2 separate regions of the Homo sapiens genome follow, and region 1 is linked to region 2. Evidence: chromatin loops called from intact Hi-C (ENCODE). Cell type or tissue: A673. All regions are shown on one strand. Links, peaks and the distances in the headings refer to the core of each region. The heading gives the core; the rest is flanking DNA. Region 1 overlaps DAPK1 (death associated protein kinase 1). Region 2 has its middle 92 kb from the start of DAPK1.

Region 1 (2,923 bases), core at 131-2,630, 94 kb before region 2:
AAAAAGCACTAAACCTCTCATAGAGGAAAATCCTGAGTGTCAGAGTGGGTAAATGGCCTGTTCAAGAAAACTGGCAAGTTGCAGAGCCAGGTTTTGGACCAGGGTATCTGTCCAGTGGCCCATCTGCTCTATTACTGCTGCAGATGGACTGCTGCAATAGTTGCAATACTCTATAAAGTTCCTGACCGTTGACAGAGAGCTTTTACAGAAGTCTTAGGCAGTACACACAAATACGAACATTTTCAATTTTCCTAAAAGTAAAATAACATTAACAATAATACTTGTACTCTACTTCTTCAAAAACCCATCTTTCCTCCTGGCTATGTACTTTGTCTCACTACATTTATAAGGTAAGTGAATCGTTATTATTTAGATGACTGCTAAAGATATATAAGTAAAGTCTTTTTTTTCTTTCTTTTTTTTTTGAGACAGAGTCTCGCTGTATCACCCAGGCTGGAGGGCAGTGGCGCGATCTCCATTCACTGCAACCTCCGCCTCCCAGGTTCAGGCGATTCTCATGCCTCAGCCTCCCAAATAGCTGGGACTACAGGCGCGCGCCACTGCGCCTGGCCAATTAAAGTCTTAAATCTTAGATAATTTTTTTTGTATTTTTAGTAGAGACAGGGTTTCACTATGTTAGCCAGGCTGGTCTTGAACTCCTGACCTCGTGATTTGCCTACCTCAGCCTCCCAAAAGTGCTGGGATTACAGGTGTGAGCCACCTCGCCTGGCCAAGTAAAGTCTTAAATCTTAGATACTGGTCTACTAGTAATTCACTGCTTAGAATGACCTTGCATTTGTGCCACATATCTGCCCATTTCCATTTTCCTGCCACCAAACTCCTGCCTCCACTCCCAATCTTCCCTCAGTGACACGTGATGTCATATAAGCAGCATCTTCCTACATGTCCATTTTACATTAGGACTTGTTTTCAGGAAGTGGCTACATCCAAGGCAGACATAAAATCAGGACTTGAAAAATTTTCCAAAAAACAATCATTCACTCATTTTTTGGCAAAAACAATAGCAGTTATACAAGATAGATGAGTCTGTACATTTCATTTTTAAAAACTTCAGACTTCCAGTTTTTCAGAGCATTTCTTTAAAATTCCTAGGTCACACAAATTATTTAATAAACAATTTGTCAATTTGCCTTGCACAGTGGGGAGAACGTTATACACAAAAATGTACACTGAGCAAATCAAAGTGCTAGTGACAAATAAGTAAGCCACCTCCCTCCCCTCATCATCACGCCCACGAAATAAAGATCAAAAACTCCCTTCGCCAACCACAGGGAGGCCTCTTTTTCTATTTCTTTCTCATAACACATAATGGTACCAAAAAATCATAATGAAAATAAGGTCAATATACTTAATCCATAATATAATAATCTCAACTAATTTTAGTCATCTCTCTTTCTAACAACACTTAAACGATCAGGCCACACTATGCAAATCAAATTAAAATTTATTTTTTTGCTTTTTTCTTCCAGTCCCAAAGGAAAACTCCAAATACCACTCATCTTGCTGAAAACCACAGTAAAGTTATTTAATTCCAGTTAAACCAAATATTTCACCCACACACTCTTAAACTTTAATCTTAAACATATCCATGAAATGTGATGTTTGAAGAGCTTTCCTTATTTACTCACCAGATCATCAATATACAGAGAGCTCTTCCTAAGCACAGGCCCCCATCTATGTTTTCAGTCGATACTAAATATTTAGAGAAATACTCTGTTACAGTAACTTTTAAAAAAATTCTACACTATCATTTGAATTTTTAAAAAAATTTAGTTAAGCTTAGTTTCCATAATTCTCATTAGGCAATCCAGGATGTGGGTGTTTTTTAATTTCCTTTTCATGGAGAAAAAGGAAGCTTTGTATCAGGACATCAGATGTATATGGGAAAATACATATTTCAATGCACATATAAGTAAATACATATTTTGTTTGTTTAAAGATCCTTTTGCCTACTCCACTCACAATGTAAATACACCACAGTCAAATTCCATAAATTCAGTTTTAAATGTATGTATGAAAACTAGGTTTTCTACTAAAGTTGACCAGAGCCCAAAACACTCTGTCTAATACACAGTCAAAGGAAACAGCAATCAGCCCTTAGATGCCCCGAAAGAAACTATTCTTTGTTTACCTAGAAACTGAAAGATTTTACACTGAGAATCACAGCTGCTACAGCAATGGAGGTATGCTCTGAATCCAGATAGCCATATTAGACTCTCATTGATTTGTTAAAAATTTAACATTGTAAATGAAACCAAAGCAACCACCAACACCAACCAGGTAATTAAATTCCTGGTTGGAAGAAGTTTCAAAATCCAAGCCCAATGTCAACATCTGGCAAGTCTCCATTTACCACCTACCAATACTTGCTCAAATTACACTGAAAATTTAGATAGAGGGTAAAGTACTAAGATTTTTAAAACCTATTAATTAGTTTGTACCCTCCGTTTAAATCACACATAAAAGCTAACTCCAATTGCAATTATAATCTTAGTGTTTGTCCTGTTGTCACAGAAGGGCAAGGGCTGACAAGAGTTAGCACGGACAATTAAATCTGATTTTGTCCAGGGGACTGGATCAATATACTGTGCATCATAATCTAGCCCTGAACTGCTGCCTCTCCTCCACCCCCAGGCCCTTGGATCAGGCGGTTTACCGCTGGGTTAGTAACTCTTTTCTCTATGATTTGCGCATCTCCAGAAAGGGCGAGGGAGACGCCTGATTCAAACTGCATTTGTTTACCACCCAATGGCCCCATCGTTATGCATTTCCACAATCCAGGAGGGTACGCTTCTGGTACCCCCTTTACCTGCCAAGTTCCTCGCCGGTGTCGTAGTAATCATCCACGTTTTCCTGCCTGAACACGGTCATGATAAACTGTCACGCCTCACCAAAGCCCAGG
Region 2 (2,923 bases), core at 152-2,651:
CAGCAAACTACAATTTGAGTAACAAGATAGAGTCCCTACAGGCCAGGCACGGTGGCTCACGCCTGTAATCCCAGCACTGTGGGAGGCCGAGGCGGGCGGATCACGAGATCAGGAGATCGAGATCATCCTGGCTAACATGGTGAAACCCCGGCTCTACTAAAAATACAAAAAAATTAGCCAGGCGTGGTAGTGAGCACCTGTAGTCCCAGCTACTCCGGAGGCTGAGGCAGGAGAATGAGGTGAACCCAGGAGGCAGAGCTTGCAGGGAGCCGAAATCACACCACTGCACTCCAGCCTGGGCAACAGAGCAAGACTGCGTCTCAAAAAAAAAAAAAAAAAAAAAAAGATGGAGTCCCTACATAAACCAAAAAGTCTTGATCATAAACCAAAAGATAAGTCTTGATAAGTCTTGATCAATTTAAAAGTTTATTTTGCCAAGGTTAAGGACATGCCTATGACACAGCCTCAGGAGGTCCTGATGACACATGTGCCCAAGGTGGTCAGGCTGCATCTTGCATTTATATGTTTTTTATATGTTTTAGAGAGACATAAGACATCAATCAATACATGTAAGATGTACATTGGCTTGGTCAGGAAAGGTGGGACAACTGGAAGTCAGGGGCTTCCAGGTCATAGATGCATTCGAAGATTTTCTGATTGGCGATTGGTTATTATCTACAGACCCGGAATCAATAGAAAAGAATGTTTAGGTTAAGGTAAGGGATTATGAAGACCAAGGTTTTACCATGCAGATGAAGCTTCAGGGTAGCAGGCTTCAGAGAGGATAGCTTGTAAATATTTACCAGACTTAGAGTCTGTTCTATCAGTCTCAAGGTCTGTGTTGACGTTAATGGTAATAAGGCATGTCCCACCCCCTCTTCCCATCATGAACAGAACTAGTTTTTCAGGTTGACTTTGGAATGCTCTTGGCCAAAAGGAAGGGTCCATTCAGACGGTTACAGGGCTCAGAATTTTATTTTTGGTTTATGCTATCTTAGAGGACAGCCCAACCTTTCCTGCTTACAAATATAAAAGATTTTGAAACAAGTTCATCAGCAGCATTAATTAGATGAGTAATGTGCATCTGGTGTCTGGGAGCCCACATCTAGGGAACTGTTCTAGGGTCATTGGGTCATTAGGAGATTAACAAATGACTTCATGGTGCAAGTGCCTTCACATGCATATGGGGATGTATGTACATCTTTTGAAACAAGTGTATTTTTGTGCATTTCTAGTGAATTTCTTTTAGGAAATTCTTGGGCATTATATTTCATCTTTCCTGATGGAGTTGCATTAGTGATCAAAAGAGCAAACCACCAATCCTTTCCCCTTGTCTTTTTTCTTTTTCTCTTTCACAAAATCTCTGGTCTCTGCATGTGTGTTCAGTAATAGGAGAAGCCAAGGCCTCCTGTGGGTCCTAGGAAATGCATTATCTACGCTAAAAATAGACAAGAGCCCATTGTCTCATGCAAAAGTAAATCCCACATACTAATCCAGCAGAAAGTGATCTAGCCTTTTTAAAGATTTATTAGTTTCTGATTTTCCTCTCTATGCATAACAATTTTTCATCTCATTCTGTGACAGATAAATTGAATTAAGTGAGAGTTGAAATAACTTCTTTTAAAGATAAATCATCTTTGTGTTACAAACCTTTGAGGTTTAGGAGGCCTCAAGATTCTTGAAGAATCAAAACATTAAGTGAGGAAGAGAAAAGTAACTGTTATTATAGAAATAGCTGCATTCCCAGCAGTGGTGTGCTGTAAATGTTTAACAACCAGCTCTCAAAAAACAAGAAACACTGCCAGGGGCTGGGGTGGGGAGTTATGAGGAGTGACTGCTAATGACTGTGTTTCTTTTTGGTGTGATGAAAATGTTCTGAAATTTGATGGTGGTAGTTGCATAACCTAATGAATATATTAGGAAACCACTGAATTGTACAATTTTAAATGGAAACAACAACAAATCTCCCTTCCCCCGAATATTATTTGCACGATTTGCTAATTTCCATAATGTAAATTCTTCCACTATTGCTGATTTCAACACCACTGGTTCCCAGTGTGGCAATTGTTTCCTAGCCACAGGGGTTTAGGAAGAAGGTGGGGTGTATATAGGATTCCCTCTCTGATTGCTTTTGCTAGCTTTTTTCTTGCTTTTTTTCTTTTTTTTTTTTTGCTTGTTTGCTTTTGTTGTTTTTTTCTGTCTTGAAGTGATCAAGATGTAGTGAAAGCACCCTGAGTGGGATATAAGTCTGAGATTCTTTCCTTTACTAATTCAAATATTCAGCCACACATTTAGCACCTCCTCATGCTGGGCTCTGTGCTGCGTATGTGCCGCAAATTCTAAGGTACCTAGAGTGACCCCTGCCACTGAAGAGACTACAGTCTAGTGAGGGATAGAAATATAAAAACACTATTGTAGAATGTGAGTGTGCATATGCCAGAATAGAAGTATGCGCACTCTGATTGAGAGAGTTACTTTCCCCCATGGAGGAGGAATAGTGGCGGTGATATCAGTGAATGTGTCAGATAAGAGATATCTATCTGACCTGGGAGCTGGGGAAGAGCACCACAATTTAAAAGAACAGCATGAACCAAGGCACAGAGGCACAAGAGTGACAGGGTGCTAAGGATACAGGCACTAATAAGTTGTGGGTAGCTCACAGGTTCGTAAGTGGCCAGGATGTAAAGTGACCAGAAAGATGGGCTTGTATGCTTTTCAAGTTTTTATGGGCCATGCTAAGGAGACTGCACCTTATGGTGCAGGAAATGGGGAGCCACTGAGGTTTGTTAAGCAAGGGAGAGACATGTGGAGATCTGCAGTATTACTTTTTGATGGTAAGAAGGATACATGGGTAGGAAAGAGAAGTGGGAATAAGCTGGAATTGAGTAGGCCAGAGAACAAGACTGTGTTATTCCAGGTGAGA

The links. Peaks named below come from ENCODE experiments on the same cell type or tissue, not always from the same donor. Only the 100,000 strongest peaks of a DNase experiment are listed, where the experiment ranks them.
Region 1: a loop joins it to region 2, with 3 times the contacts of the local background. A loop is called at or near these places in 4 of 110 quality-filtered maps.

The regions. Positions count from the first base shown.
Region 1 is chr9:87,499,047-87,501,969 of GRCh38, reverse strand. It overlaps DAPK1 (death associated protein kinase 1), which reads right to left. Exons shown (of 26, transcript NM_004938.4): 2 at 2,831-2,923. The coding sequence starts at 2,892. Among named protein-coding and RNA genes, the nearest start is that of DAPK1, 2.6 kb to the right of the region's middle. In A673, for the core only: a CTCF peak has its summit at 1,274; a DNase peak (open chromatin) is centred at 1,269; H3K4me3 peaks cover 2,500 bases; H3K27ac peaks cover 2,049 bases.
Region 2 is chr9:87,404,889-87,407,811 of GRCh38, reverse strand. It overlaps the pseudogene LOC112268032. Among named protein-coding and RNA genes, the nearest start is that of DAPK1, 92 kb to the left of the region's middle. RefSeq lists an enhancer at 1,755-2,305. In A673, for the core only: no CTCF peak of the experiment used is centred there; DNase peaks (open chromatin) are centred at 1,421 and 1,921; H3K4me3 peaks cover 967 bases; H3K27ac peaks cover 2,500 bases.